2 separate regions of the Homo sapiens genome follow, and region 1 is linked to region 2. A link is an interaction called in ENCODE POLR2A ChIA-PET data of the cell type or tissue named here. Cell type or tissue: GM12878. All regions are shown on one strand.

Evidence for each region. Peaks named below come from ENCODE experiments on the same cell type or tissue, not always from the same donor. Only the 100,000 strongest peaks of a DNase experiment are listed, where the experiment ranks them.
Region 1: POLR2A ChIA-PET joins it to region 2 with 10 read pairs; 13 of 35 experiments call an interaction of 5 or more read pairs at or near these places.

Annotation. Positions count from the first base shown.
Region 1 is chrX:19,872,460-19,880,459 of GRCh38, forward strand. The region is part of intron 1 of SH3KBP1 (SH3 domain containing kinase binding protein 1); the gene reads right to left. Among named protein-coding and RNA genes, the nearest start is that of SH3KBP1, 11 kb to the right of the region's middle. RefSeq lists enhancers at 3,027-3,076, 7,292-7,341, 7,512-7,571. In GM12878, no CTCF peak of the experiment used is centred here; no DNase peak of the experiment used is centred here; H3K4me3 peaks cover 1,285 bases; H3K27ac peaks cover 3,953 bases.
Region 2 is chrX:19,743,525-19,751,524 of GRCh38, forward strand. SH3KBP1 (SH3 domain containing kinase binding protein 1) reads right to left here. Exons shown (of 18, transcript NM_031892.3): 3 at 2,794-2,917. Among named protein-coding and RNA genes, the nearest start is that of SH3KBP1, 140 kb to the right of the region's middle. RefSeq lists an enhancer at 4,538-4,587. In GM12878, no CTCF peak of the experiment used is centred here; DNase peaks (open chromatin) are centred at 67, 4,265, 4,565 and 7,095; H3K4me3 peaks cover 525 bases; H3K27ac peaks cover 7,583 bases.

The DNA of each region.
Region 1 (8,000 bases), 130 kb after region 2:
CATGCAGTTGCTTTTAGAAGTATCAGTTGGGGCCGGGTGCGGTAGCTCACGCCTGTAATCCCAGTACTTTGGGAGGCCGAGGCGGGCGGATCACGAGGTCAGGAGATAGAGACCATCCTGGCTAACACGGTGAAACCTCATCTCTGCTAAAAAAAAAATACAAAAAATTAGCTGGACATGGTGGCGGGCGCCTGTAGTCCCAGCTACTCGGGAGGCTGAGGCAGGAGAATGGCGTGAACCCGGGAGGCGGAGCTTGCAGTGAGCCGAGATCGCACCACTGCACTCCAGCCTGGGCGACAGAGCAAGACTGTCTCAAAAAAAAGAAGTATCAGTTGATCTGTCTCCATCTCTCTTCTCTCTCTCTCTCTCTCTCTCACACACACACACACACACACACACACACACAGAGCACATATAAAAGGGATGATAAGCCATATGAACACAGAGTTTCTAGAACTAAAACTGAAAGCAAACACATGGAGGACAAGTACCCTGCCAATTCCCATGTGCCAATTCCCTTGGACTGAACTCTTCTTCCTTCTCATCATCAGGGGCCAGTCCAGTCATTTGGGCATCTATGGAGATAAAGAATGGATATAAAATGCCACACTGCCTACAGTGTGATTTCCTTACAGGATAGAAAGGGGACATATGTCCATCACATCCTCGTCTATATAATATCAAGATCATAGAAGCTACCTAAATGCTCAAATGACAGGGAAATAGTTACATAAATTAAGATGCATGAACTCAAATATTCAGCTACTAAAAACACTGGCTTCAAAGATGACTATGAAGTGGAAAAAACAAGGACATATATATATATATATGTATATATATATATATATATATACATATACATATATATACATGTATATATAAAATACATGTACATATAGCAACAAGTATATATTAATAGTAAAAACCCTGGCTGGGCATGGTAGCTCACACCTGTAATCTCAGCACTTTGGGAGGCCAAGGTGGGTGGATCACCCGAGGTCAGGAGTTTGAGACCAGCCTGGCTAACATGGTGAGACCCTGTCTCTACTAAAAATGCAAAAAATTAGCCGGGCGAGGTGGCAGGCACCTGTAATCCCAGCTACTCGAGAGGCTAAGGCAGGAGAATCGTTTGAACCCAGGAGGCAGAGGTTGCAGTGAGCCGAGATCATGCCACTGCACTCCAGCCTGGGGGATAGAGCAAGACTCTATCAAAAAAAATAAAAATAAAAATAAAGAAAACCTAAAAAGAAATACACCAAAATATTTGGGAATGATAGTAAGAGGAGTTCATAAGAAAAAAGAAATAGTGCCAGGCACAGTGGCTCACACCTGTAATCCCAGCACTTTGGGAGGCTGAGGTGGGTGGATCACTTGAGGCCAGGAGTTCGAGACCAGCCTGGATAACACAATGAAACCCTGTCCCTGCTAAAAATACAAAAATTAGCCAGGCATGGTGGTGTGCGCCTGTAATCCCAGCTACTCGGGAGGCTGAGGCGGGGGGATCCCTTGAACTGGGGAGGTAGAGGTTGCAGTGAGCCAAGATCATGCCATTGCACTCCAGCCGGGGCAACAGAGTGAGAGTCCATCTCAAAAAAAAAAAAAAAAAAAAATATATATATATATATATAAAACTCTAAAAGAAGTACACTAAAATAAAAATCACAGTTATTCTAGAGTAGGGACCCATGGCTGGCTGTGGGATGGAGAAGGCCAGTAACCCTGTCCCTGGCTCTTCCTGCCCTGTGGGATTGAAAATCTGAGGCACGCAGCAATACTGGGTTTGAAGGAAGAAATGGGAGAATGTGGGAAGGAGGAGGAAGTGCAAGAGAGAAGAGGGGTTGAGGGAGAGTGGGCACTGGGGCCAGAGTGGGGTTCCGGGGAGAGAACTGGGGTCGGGGGAGAAAGAAGTGGGCAGAGAGACAGAAAAGGGGGCTTGGGGGCAGATGAGAGGATGGGAGAGAGGAGAGGAAGAGTTGGGGGGGCAAAGTGGGGGGGTGTGGAGGTGTTGAGGGGTGAGAGAAGAGAGGCAGGAGGGGGAAGAAGAAAGGAAGAAGGGCTTAGTAAGAACAGGAGAGGAAGTGTGGAGAAGGGGGCAGTGGAGAAGGGATGTGGGCAATGAGAAGGGTAAGACACAGGGGCCAGGAGAGGAGGGGTGAGGAAGAGAGAAAATAAGAGGAACGGGCTGGGAAGAAAGGGGCAAAACACAGAGGGGCTGAGAGGAAGGGAGAGCAGAAGTGGGGAGGGTCAGGAGGCTGGGGGTGGACAGTGAGGATGCGGGGAGAGAGACTAAGAGGGAAAGAGAAGGTGTGGGGAGAAGGGGTGTGGAAAAGAGGGTGGAAGGGGAGAGGGGGTGCAGGGGAATGGGAGAGAGATGCGGGGACAAAGAGCGTAGGGGAGATGGATCTGGATGAGAGAAAGTGAGGGAGACAGGGTGAAGAGGAGTGAGGGATGAGAGAAAGGGTGAGGGGATGAAGAAAGAGCAGAGAGAGAAAAGGTAGGGGGAGAGAGAGGAGAAAAAGAGGGGGAGAAGGCAGGAGGGAGGAGATAGGCATTAGGGCGAGAGCCCCCTGCCCGCTTTCTGGAGCGCATCTCTACCTCAGGGGTTAACTCGTCAGGCGGTGGCTGTTTTTTACAATGTCTACATCTCTTCCTCCATTTAAAAACCCACAGGTTCCCTAAAAGCGCCAGACGATGTCACAACTGTACCCTTCCCCCATGGCATGCTATCACCAACCCATCCAAGGGCCCCCAGAGGCACAGACACACTTTTTAACGGCCGCCAACTCAATAGGTGACATGGAGCTTAGTCACACAGTTCAGGAGCTCAAAGGATTAAAATAGCCCCATTACTCTGAAGCACAACTGTTCTCGGCTCCGACAAGGGCCCTTCCTCAGGGAGCCTCATAGAAGGGACTCTGTGAGGATGGAATGAACATCCTGGATGGCTAGAGCACAGAAGAGGCCACACGGCCTCACATCAGTCACTCCTTTGTCAAGAGGAGGGCAGGGAAAATGAATGCCAACACTGGCAGGCGGTCTAGCATCCTCACTGAGAGTGCCTGGCCCGAGGGCAGCCCCGTAGCACCCACTCCTCCACAGGGCAGGGCTTCATTTGGGTCCTCCATGCGCCCTCCTTCAACATTTACACCAGGACTGGAACTGAGCACCTCCCGCCCACCATGGATGTGGGCATGGAGCAGCCACCTGTGTATATGGAGGGTGGAGGTGGGAGGAGACAGAAGCTCCGGTGGGCTCAGTCTCACTAACAAAAATGTGGAACTGGGACCAAATCAAGTCACACTTAACAGGCATTTGGAACTGTGGCATGTGCCCCATGAACAAGTCACACAGAAGAAAGGGGACAGGGAGGAAGCATGGCCAGAGGGCACACTGGGCAGCTGGCCCACACCTAGCTCCAGCTGCTGCTTCTTGGGGTCCGGCTCCTCCAGCAGGCACCCTTGGGTTGCATGAGAGGTCCCTGTGGCCCCAGAATAAGCATCCCTTTTGCTCAGGTTAGCGGGCCCTGCTTGGCTTCTATCATTTGAAGAAAGTCCTTACTATATATACAACATGAAAGTGGGAAGACTGTTCCTGAGTTCAAAACCCAGATGGGTTAAGGCCGGGCGTGGTGGCTCACGCCTGTAATCCTAGCGCTTTGGGAGGCTGAGGTAGACAGATCACCTGAGGTCGGGAGTTCCAGACCAGCCTGGCCAACATGGTGAAACCCCATCTCCACTAAAAATACAAAAAAATTAGCTGGGCATAGTGGCAGATGCCTGTAATCCCAGCTACTCGGGAGGCCGAGGCAGGAGAATCGCTTGAACCCGGGAGACACAGGTTGCAGTGAGCGGAGATCACACCACTGCACTCCAGGCTGGGCAACAGAGTGAGACTCTGTCAAGAAAACAAAAACAAACAAACAAAAAAAACACCTAGATGGGTTAAGATCCAGGACAAAGTTTCTGTCAATTAATAACCCAGATCAGCTGAGCCTCAGGACAATAGAGCAGTCTCCTGGAGAACTTTTCCGAAGTCCACCTATCCCTCCATCAAAACTAGATGGAAGGACTAGGCATAGCGTTCCAATGCACATCTCCGGGGGGGAGAAAATCCCCAGCTAGACAGAAGTTCACCCATCATCAATTAATCAGGACGTTAAAAAAGGAGGGGAAAATAACAGAAATGCCTCTGTGTTGGTATACATATGAAAGCTCCCTGGAAGAAAACTTGAGAAACAAAATAGCAGCAGCCTATGGGGAGGGTCACTGCATAGCTGAAGGACAGAGATGGGAGGGAGACTTTTTCCCGTAAACACTTTTTCACCTTTTGAATTTCGAATCCTGGGGATATATAACCTATTCCAAAAACTAACTTTAAAAATGTCTCAAGCAAGCAGCTGTAGTCATTATGCCCCAGAAAACAGATGAAGACAGTGTGAACTGCTTCCCCCTTTCCAATTTTTTCTTCAATTGGTGAAATCTTCCACCTCACTTTTCCCCCCACAATCCACCCTCCGCAAGCCAATTACTTTCATTTGTTTCCTGACAGCCAAAAGCAGCAATTAAGCTTTAAAAAAATCACCATCAATTAACAAACACTTACTCTGTCCATCCTGCTTCATGGATCACAGATGAGCTCATTGACCTACTGTATTTGAGTTGACACCTCTCTTTGCCATCTAATAGTTTGTTGAGAACAAAGGGGTAATTAGAAATCACTGGCTAAGTGGTTTAAAACTGTCCCATTTCGGTCAAGTTGTGAAGAGATGTTTTTGCTGGTTTTGTTTTGATGATCAAAACAGGAGAAAGGCAAAGTTCATTTACGAAGTCACTTCTGTCAAGTGAATTTGAGAAGCTATTATGTAAAATGCTCATCAAAAGACAGCACCCAGAACACCCTGGTGAAGAAAATTGAGGTCCATGAAGATGCTGGCTAAGAGGAGGGGGCAGCAGAGCAAGAATGGCCTTTCCCAGTCTTCATCCAAAATGAGGGCCAAGCGTCTCCGTCTAGCTCCAGGCACAAACCTAAGAACTAGCTGGAATAATTAGACAGGACACTAAGCTAATTAAAGACTTTTCACATGGGGAGGTAACATGTGATGGCTAAAACTGGTGCAGCCCCAGAGGACCAGACCTAGAACATGGCCCCAAGTCTTCTAAGTCTAGAACAGTCCAGAAAAATCTGGCAAAAACACAAGGGCTGGTGTTTGCATACTGGCTGGTAAGAAGCTCAAGTGTAAGGAGATGGTTGTTTAAACTGTCTATACATGCTGTACTTGGGTGCTCAAGGACTTAAATTTATTATGCCAAATGAGTCATTAATAAGCATTGAAATGTTTATAGTATTTTATCCAAGATAGAAATAACAGTATGAACTGAACTGCACTTCATCTTGCCACTCTGTCACCCACACCTGGAGATGGACCAGCCTCCAGCAGTGCCCCCACCACTTCCGTGGCCACAGAAAGGAAGTAAGCAGAGGCCTTTTCTGGTCTTTTCTTGCCAACTGGATAGTATTCCGTTAGGACAAGTATCACAGGATTTTTGTTATTAGTGTTTTTTCTTTGTAAGGCTAAATATAAGCACAGTTGACCACAGAGTTAAGACCCATGAGCTACCTTTTGCCTTAAGCATCCCCTAATGAAAACTACAGAACTGCCTGCAAGATATTTATCCATAAGATAATGATCAAGTTGAAAACCAAGTGCTCATGATCACAGGTTGCTGGTGGACCTTTGCCAGCTGAAGGAATTTAAGTGAAGAAACGTGGAATGATATCAACCATGTGTGTGAATTCGAGGGATCTGTTTGGCACTGCAGTGTTTTCTCCCATGATGTAGACCTTTTTTTTTTTTTTTTCCTTGAGACACGGTCTCACTCTGTTGCCCAGACTGGAGTGCAGTGGTGCGATGTCGGCTCACTGTAGCCTCCTGCTCCCAGGTTCAAGTGATTCTCCTGCCCCAGCCTCCTGAGTAGCTAGGACTACAGGTATGTGCCACCACGCCTGGCTAATTTGTGTGTGTGTGTGTGTGTGTGTGTGTGTGTGTGAGAGAGAGAGAGAGAGAGAGAGAGAGAAAATAAAGGGCCTCCCAAGGAAATATCAACCAAAAACACACACACACACAAAAAGCCACGCTTTCCCTTTTCCTATCTTCCTTTGGAATCTCAACTGGGATCCTTGGGCTTCCAAGTGTTCTCCAAATTGGCTGGCTGGTCCAGGAACCCCCAGGGGACATGGATTCTGACCTTCAAGTTAGAAACTTACTAGGGAGGGGTGATTTTAAAAAAAGAAAGTTTTGGAACTAGATAGTGGTGATGGTTGCAAAGCATTGTGAATATACCCAGTATAACTATACACTTAAAAGTGGTGAAAATTGCAAATTTTGTTACATGTTTTAGCATAAAATTAATAATGTACCAAAACCCATTGAATTGCACACCTTAAATGGATAAATTGTATGGTATGCAAATTATACATCAATAAATCTGTTTAAAAAAAACTTACACCCTGGTGTGATGGCTCATGCCTAATCCCAATGCTTTGGGAAGCCAAGGCAGGTGGATCACTTGAGCCCAGGAGTTCGAGACCAGCCTGGGCAACATGGCGAAGCCCCATCTCTACAAAAAAATACAAAAATTAGCTGGGCGTGGTGGCACGCACATGTAGTCCCACCTACTTGGGTGGCTGAGGTGGGAGGATCGCTTGAGCCTGGGAGGTCGAGGCTGCAGTGAGCCTTGATTGCGCCACTGCACTCCAGCCTGAGCAACAGAGTGAGACCCTGTCTCAAAAAATAAAAAATAAAAAACTTACTACGGAAAGAGACTGTAGCAAGAGCCTCACGAGGGGAAGCAGGAGCCTGACATTTTCTGAGCACCTACAGAAATTGGGCGGGGCTGGTTCTTCCATACTGGAAGGCAGTTGGGTTCTACCACTAGGGGACCATTGTCACTCTGCCTCTCTGAGGCTCAGTCTCATCATCTGATGTCATGGGCCATGACTGCCAAGGCTCCTTCCAGCACTTCAATGCCAGGGACCAATATGTGAGTAGCAGAGGACCCATCGCCTGTCCCCCCACATAAAAGCACATCCCAATAGAAAGACAAAACATTACAGGGGCCAAACACTACCAGAAGCAAGTTTAACAACTTCGTGCCCCAAAGCCCTTGCCTCTCCCCAGCTTAACTACCTAGGTATCAACGGAAGAGAGGCAAGAGTTGTGTTAAGACACTCTCCATTCAAAGAACAAAATGGTGAAAGTCCCAAAGAGTCCTGTTCTCTAGTGACTTGTAGGTTCGTGCATAAAACGAAGACTGTGGTTACATACAAAGCCTTATGTTCCAGAAGGACTGATAATGAAGTAAGGAAATGGTGCTCCAGCCATCTGTGTTAATAAGCCCCCGGGGTTCCCCCAGAGCAGGCTTCCTTAACCTCAGCATGACTGACATTTGGGGTCAGATAACTCTTTGTTGTGGTGGTGCGGGGGGCGGCTGGCCTGTGCATCGTAGGATGTTTAGCAGCACCCCTGACCTCCACCTAGTAGATGCCAGTAGAATGACTCTCCACTCCCCTGACCCCCGCCACCAGCTGTGACAACCAAAAGTGTCTCCAGATAGTGCTGTGTCCCCCTGGTGGGGAGAATTGCCCCCAGTTCAGAACCACTGCCAGAGAGAATTTTCTATCTTAAAATGTGCAGTTCTTTGTTAAAGCCATGTAATACATGTGGCATCACCCTTCTCACCCACTACAGTGTGGGCCACCAGGAACTGTCAGCAAACAGACCTTGTCAACATGCTCTGCCCAGGGGACTTTACAGAATTGCACACTCACTCCTGGTGGTCCATAGTCGTGGAGAATTGCAAGTTGTAACCGTATTTGGGTGAAAGGGTTACATGTTCATTCATTAACATATGGCACTTACTGTATGCCAGGCAATGTGCCAGGGCAATGGAGCTGAGCAGATCCAGTTGGAGATGGAGACTTAATACAAGAGGAAATGTTGT
Region 2 (8,000 bases):
TAAAGCTGAAAAGTGAAACTAATCAGTCCCCAAACTAAGGTTTCCATAGCCCTGGCTTTTTCTCAAGGCTATGAATAGCTTCCTTCAAACCCAAGATGTCTTCTGACCTTATGCAGGTGTCTGGGGAGGGTGAGCTCATCCCACAACGTGAGGGACTACTACCTGTTTGCAGTTGCTGCAAAGTGAGGCATGTCACAAGACGCAAAAACAGCTGGACACAATTGGGCAAACTTCTTCAGCTAGGACTATCTCAAGTTCAGGACCCAATGAAGTGGTTCAGTTTCAGACTCATGATAGAAATAGATGTCAATCTTTCATTATTAATCCAACTTCAAGCATGTATCAAATGATAAGGTCCATATACAGAAAACAGTCATCTCATCTTTGATCAAGTTCAAGGAAGAGAACTTGTGTTCATTCTATTAAATTCTTACAAGGGTCCAAGACTGAATCACAAGGTGGACTCAACTCATATCCTCTAAGATCCCATGTTAGCCAATCAAAGCAGGCTGTTAATAAATCCTGAAAGCAACTTCCTTCCCTAATAGCCACAACAACAGTAATAGACCAAAACATCCGAAAGGTTGCTGGAGACAAAGCTCGATGATGGAAACAAAGGGGAAGGAGGCCCCTTCAGTCACTTATGGTAACTCATAAAACTTTAAAAATTAGTTGGACCGAAGTGTTTACAAGTAACTAGAATCATCCCACAGATTTAGCCTCTGATCCTTGTTTTAAGGGGGGAAAAAAGTGTTTTTTTCATTGATTTTGGGTGGGAAAAAAATGTAGCTTTTGAGCTCAGTACAATGAACTATTTATCTGGCCTGACAAGGCCAATCAATCTACCCCCGCTGTTTATTATAAGGGGTAGCAGAATACTGGTAGTCTTGACTGGTGGGGGAGGGCCAGAGGCAGCCCTGGGCCTGGTACACAATGCTTCCCTTCAGCTGGAAATTTATGTTACGCCCAGGTGACCCAGGAGGTCAGGGTGAAGCCTCGGACAGAATGAAGATGATTTGTTATAGACTTCATATTTACAGAATGCCTCCATGTACTCAGGTCCCACAACCACCGGCAGATTCCACATATAAAATGCCTCAGAATGAAAGGTTGGCCATAACCAGGCTGCAGGTCCAAGGCAGAAAGCTTTCAAAATGGAATGTAAGGCAGTAAGCCATCCCTCTGCATTCCAATTTTTGGTGAATGAAAAATTCCATAGGGGAACTCAGAGGCCAGATTTTCAGTGGTGAAGAGATAATCATCTGAAAAATTCTATTCCTTCGTTGATTTAAAGTTCTCAGGTAATTTTACTAAACTCATCCAAATAGTTACCTCAATTCCTTACCTTAATTAATTCCTTATCTTGTTAAATTAATTAATTACTTTAAATCTCTTACTGACTTGACAAAAACCATGGCTGGCCAAAGAGGCCTTGCCGCTGGTCAACATGCGTGCAATTGCCGTGCCCGCGGACCCAAGAGGCAGGTGGAGGAATGGGAGGGCTCCTTCTCATTGGTTTGAAAGTGCAGAAAGAACACACACTGAACTCTACCTCACCAAATCCAATGAATGCAGGTCTCAGGAGTTTGAGAGCTTACTTGCAAGAATGCAGGAGGCACTTTTGGGCAAGACTGTAGTTTTACAGCAAAGGGCACTTAATTCTTAAAATGGGAAATCCCCTGCTTTGGTAGGATGAATTTAACAAAACGAGAAAAGAAAGAAAATCCTATAGCTGCTAACCAACATGGGCCTCCAGCCAATATTTGATCTGAATAATTCAAAAAGGGAAATGTAACCCAGGGCAGCTGGAGGCAGTAGAGGAAGAGACAGAAAGGAAGAGAGGCACAAAGCTATGATCAATGGGCAGTTTACTGGACAAATTCTTATCCTGTCTAAATTTTATGAAAGATTAGCTGTTCTTCCTCCCCATGGTTATATAAACTTGCCTTCTTTTTTTCTGGTTAATGGAACCCTTTGCTAATCTAGTTCCTGTGCCTGCTTTCAAACAGCTCTCTATTTCTCTTTAAGGAAGTAATAAGCCCACTAAAAGCTGGCAGCCAAGCGCTAACCTACAGGCATGCTCAGCATGTGCCCTGGCTGGTCCAAGGTCAGGAAAAACGGAGGGACCCTAGTGTGCTCACAGTATAAAATTGAGTGGGGTCGTCTCTGCAGTCTTCTATTCTCTCTCACATTATTTCAAACAATTATCACCAAGAGGGGATGGGAGAAAAAACAAAACTCCAACAAGCTGATACCTGAAAATCTGCCTTGAGGTCTCAAAAGAGAGAAAACAAGATTGTTAAAGGTCTTCTGGTCAGACAGATGTGTTAGCTATATCTTTGCACATTCTGCCTCACAAACTCAGAGAGGCAGGGTCTGCGCTAGGGAGCCTAGCAGTTGGAGAGAGAAATAACTTGATAAGGTTTGCCTTAAATTAAAGGGAGAGTGCGGTCAGACACACGGCTCAGGCCTGCACCACAGCATTCTCTAAATTCACCTTTCATCCATAAAAATAGATATGAAAGTGAAATCTACAGCTCCAGAAAAATCATCATTTACAAATGTAGTCTACTTTCCCACTGTCAAAAAATATTTTTATTAGTTCCCTTTATTACAGTTACTATACATATAGTCACTTGCCAAGTATGTATGTGTGTATCCAAAATATATACCAAAAACCAAAAGGACAAACTCTATTCAATTTTTCAGCAATATAAAGTTTGACACAGTTCACCAGAAGTTTCCAGCTTTTGTTTGTGTGCAGGGAGGGAACCTCTTTTTCCTTTTCCATACCTCTCTTATTGGTTCTTAAAATCGTTTCAGAAGACAGCAAAGAGTTTCCACTGGGCACTTCGTGCAGGGGCTTTTCTGGAGCTTTGTTGGTGAGAGGGTCTTTCTTCATCTCTTTCTTTATTTCCTGTGAGGACAGATAAAAGGAAAACAAGATTATAGTTTGAAACTTTAGAATGCCTCTTGGACTATCTTAAGCTCCATCTTTCTGGAAATGAACTATAGCAATGCCAACTTAGCATAACATCATGTTTTAAAAACACCATTTTCTGTATCTTTGTAGTTTTCTTACATTTATTAGAAAAGCACCTGGTCCTATAAAGTGGAATAAGCCCCAGTATGGTGAGGCGACCTTATGTAACTATGGCCATTCCATGTGACTATAAAGAGAATGAGTGAAACATAAAAGCCACCATACAGCTCTAAGTGACAGCCTGTTCTTGTTAAACAATGACAAGCTTTGGCCAAGCAGACTCACCCCCTTAAAAAGCCTTCTGATTTATCTTCTTCTCAACAGAGATTTAAAGAAGCATATTCCCAAATTACCATTGTGCTCACAAGGATACTAAACCCAAAAGAAGATGATTCTAATGCATTTACAGTCATCAAGTTCCTCTGGCTTTTCAACTCTTGACAAAGAAAAAAAATAAGGATGGCTTATCACTCTAGATCAGGGGTCAGCAAATGAAAGCTCACCACTCACTTTTGTAAAGAAAGTCTCATTAGAACACAACTATACTCATGCATTTAAGTATTTTGTACAGCTGCTTTCATGCTACACCAGCGGAACTGAGTAGCTGCAACAGAGATCAAAGTCTAAAATATCTGGCCCTTTACAGAAAAAGTTCGCTGACCCCTGCTCTAGGTAGACTCTTAATCAAAGCTCCATTAAGATCTAGATTTCTGAAATCTGATGGCTAATATAATTATTTCAAATTGCTTTAATAATTTACATAATTGTTTTAAAAAGCATTATTAGACCAAGATAATAGTGACTCACAAAGTATAAGTCTGTATACAGGAATTCCCCCCAAAGGAGTAAGGATTTTCTAGGCTTGTCTGAATCCATAATCACAGTAACTTGGGGAAAAGTGAAAGCTTAGGGGCTGACCCAAAGCATGGCTGAATGGCAGGAAGAGCTCAAAGATGAGGAATGCGCTCCTTAAAAAGAGCCCATGAGGTAAGAAATGGGGATGGGCTCCCCGCTGGAAGGAACAGAGATGCTAAATTGGGTAGAGGGCCATGACTAGGCCCGAGCAGAGGGCAGAGGCAGAAAGAAAGCAACAAAAGTTTGTCAAAACAATGCCACTCCCCGCAGCTTCCTGCACACTCAAGAGTGTGTTAGTTACCATATCCAATTCCCCAGTTGCTGCCTCTGTTCACAGCAGCCTCACCCTCTCTTCCTCCCTCACCAGGGCCCCACCGGAAACCAACAACTGGGGCTGGCGCTTTGCTAGGTTGAGTGTTTCAACTGGCGTCCCAGAGGCCTAACTAGGCGAAGCTCAGCCCTAGCCCAACACCGGTACCTCTGCACACCACACAAAGCTGTGTGTGCTTGAATATATGTACACGGACACCTACCTCAGCAGCCCCAGCACCTGCTAGAGCAGCAGTTGCTGGGGGTTCCTGTAGCCTCACAGGCAGATGGCATCAGGGGACAATCTGCAAACATTGCCCGCCTGAGCCACATGACAGGATGCTAACTTGGTGATGGCTGCCAGCCTGCTCTGGCTCTGAAAGTAAAGACAACAAGCCACCAAGTGGGCTCATTTCCTCACCGGTTGCTTCTTTGGGGGAAGAACAGTTGCTCAAACCTCATTTTCCATCGCAGTGTGGGTATGACTGTGCACGTGCAAATTCCCCACCTAGACACAACGTGATGCAGTAACACAACAGAGCACAACACCCAACTTTGCCAAGGAGTAACTCAGAGAAAGTCAGTGGGTTGAGGACGACATAGCAAGTGTCTACTTAGCAATAACTGCTAATGGCATGCAGCCGGGGAAGGGTGGGAGAAGCAGCGCCAGCATTGTGAGGCTGGGGTGGTCCCTGGAGAAAGCCTCAGAAGCCATGGTTCTCAAGAAGGCTCACCCCTACTCCCCAATGCTTCAGAGCAGCACGTGGGGAGCAGCTGGCTAGGAAGGACTGGGTCTGATCAAGAGCAGGTGCTGAAGGGCTGAGAAACTGGCACCAGGAGAGAGGCTGGCCCATAAATTCCAGACTCCATTGTTCCCCCAGTAATTGTTCACATTTGCCAAATAGAGAAGCTGAATGATGAGTGAATTGCTTAAGTTGCTTCTTTAGGTGGAAGCAGGGAGGAGACAAAACCTAAAATATGTCTTGCATTTTTTTCAGAGAAACCAATCGGACACATGGCCGTGGCAGTTAATTCTATAGGCTCCCCACCTGGATAACACCCAAGCTCAATGCAGCCCCACCCAAAGCCAATACCTTTTCTCCAACCTGCCCCTTCTCCCAGGAAAGGGCAGCCTGTCTTCTTTGGTACCCCATCATCCACCCAATTACCCAGAGTAGAAAATTCAGTATTATCCCCCTATCTAAGCAGTCGCCCAGTCTGGCTGCATCTACTTTCTCAATCTGTTTCTTTTTTGTCCTCCTGTAGTATCTTAAAAACATAAAGGGAAAAAAATATAAATGCCAAGCAAAGGACTTGAATAGACGTTTCTCCAAAGAAAACATACAAGTGGCTAATGAGCATGTGACACGATGTTCAACATCATTAGTCATTAGGGAAATGCAAATGAAAACCACAATGAAATACCCTTTCGTACCTACTAGGATGGCTAGAATTTTAAAAGAAAACAAGTGTTGATGAGGATGTGGAGAAACTGGAATCTTTGTATATTGCTAATGGGAATGTAAAATAGGGCAGCTCCTGTGGAAAACAGTATGGCAGCTCCTTAGAAAGTTAAATATAGAATTACCATCTGATCCAGCAATTCCACTTCTAGGTATATACTCAAAAGCATTGAAAGCAGGGACCCCAGCAGAATTGAAAGCTTTGCCCCCAAGGCAAACTTGTATGCCAGTGTTTACTGCAACTTTATACATAATAGCCAAAAGAAGGAAATAACCCAAGTGTCCATTAAGAGATGAATGGATAAACAAGATATGGTATATCCACAAAATGGAATATTATACAGCCTCGAAAAGGAATAAAGTTCTGATACATGCTACAACATGGATGAACCTGGAAAACATTATGCTAAGTGAAATAAAACACACAAAGGGATAAACATTGTATGAGTCCACCTATGTGAAATATCTAGAATAGGCAAATTCATAGAGATAGAAAGTAGATTAGAGGTTACCTGAAAGGTTGGGAGAGGCAGAATGGGAAGTTACTGTTTGATAGTTAAAGGGTTCTCTCAGGAGTAGTGAAAATGTTTTGGACATAGATAGTACGGATAGTTGCACAACATTCTAATGTAATTAATGCTACTGACTGTACACTTAAAATAACTAAAATGGTAAATTTTATGTTACATATATTACCACAATAAAATGAATAGAAGACTCCCACATGAATAGCAGCTAACATCTGAGTGCTTACCATGTGCCAAACCCCGCTCTAAGAGCTTCACCTGGACTGCAACTTTTAATCTACACTATGGCCCTACTCAGACACCCACACAAGACCCAGGGGGCTAAGCAAACTTGCTCAAGGTCAGACAAGTAGGAGCCAGGATTGGAACTCAACCTGTCTAGCTTCAGAGCTCATCTCTCTCATTTTTTTTTTCTTTTGAGACAGTCTCACTCTGTTGCCCAGGCTGGAGTACAATGGCGTGATCTCAGTTCACTGCAACCTCCACTTCCGGGTTCAGGCAATGGTCATGTCTCAGCCTCCCGAATAGCTGGGATTACAGGCACGTGCCACCTCACCCGGCTAATTTTTGTGTTTTTTAGTAGAGGCAGAGTTTCGCCATGTTGGCCAGACTGGTCTCAAGCTCCTGACCTCAAGTAATCCGCCCACCTTGGCCTCCCAAAATGCTGGGATTACAGGCGAGAGCTCATCTCTTAACCACTGTTTCCTGGAGTACTGCCTGGATTATAATCATGTCTTCCTGCCTACAATCTCTCCCCTCCCAGTTTAGCCTCTGCAAAATGGACACTCAAACGTCTGTTGTTCTTGTCAGTCCCTACAGAAATCTCCAGTTACTTCCAAAAGACCACAGGACAAGCTTTCATTCAAACACTTTTCAAATTGAACAGCAAACCACAAGTCTCTGTGTACTTGCTTCTGACTAAAAATATGTGACATGCATGCTGACCCCACAGAACCAATTACCATGCAAATATAAGTTGGGGGATGGTGCACTGCTTGGACAACACCTTATGTTCACAGAATCCTGACGTCATGGATTCCTATCCACAGGCTCTAAAAATAGGTGATGATGCTAGCAATGATACAACTGTACACTGGCAAAGGCTTATAAATTAAAGTGCTTTAGCAGCTATTTTTTCACTTGTTCCTAACAACAACACTGTCAGGAAAAAAAAAAACAACTGATTTTGCCAAACATATATTTTTATACATAAGAATAGTGAGACCCAGTCAGAGAAGATGCAAGATCAGATGAAGGCCACAAAGCTAGCAAGGGGCAGAGCTGGCCATGAAACCAAACTCTGAGCCTTCTAGGCAGAGCTCTCCTAGTACATCTCACCTCCTAAGAAGAACCAGTGGCATGACTATAGGAGGGAGACTCAAAACCACTCAGCCTGTGGCTCCAGTGGAAACCTTAGCTTCCCTCCACAGTTAAGTGATGTAACAGATCACCTTACCTATAAAGCCCAAGACTATTGAGGCCCAAATCTTTGAAGTCCCTTATTATCCATCCACATAGAAGAGCTCCTTCCTGCAGAGGAGGGTTGGCTTGGAACTAGAGCAACTCCTGCCTCTGTATATCTGCCAACAGCCAAGTACCTGGAGCTCTCCGAGGTTCTGATCCAGGTCATGGGACTCTGGATTTCCTGGGACTGGGGGTTCCTAGACCCCCGTCTTTAATTGCAACTTTCTGACCATCAGGCCCGTGTTTTTTTGCCATTTGTTAAGAACCTGGGTCCTATAATCTCAGTAGTAGAGGCCACACCCTGGACCAGAATTACAGGCCATGAGGGCTCATGGAAATGCATACATAACTGCCCACATATATAAATCAGCAATGATTTTGCTTGCTTAAAGACAATAT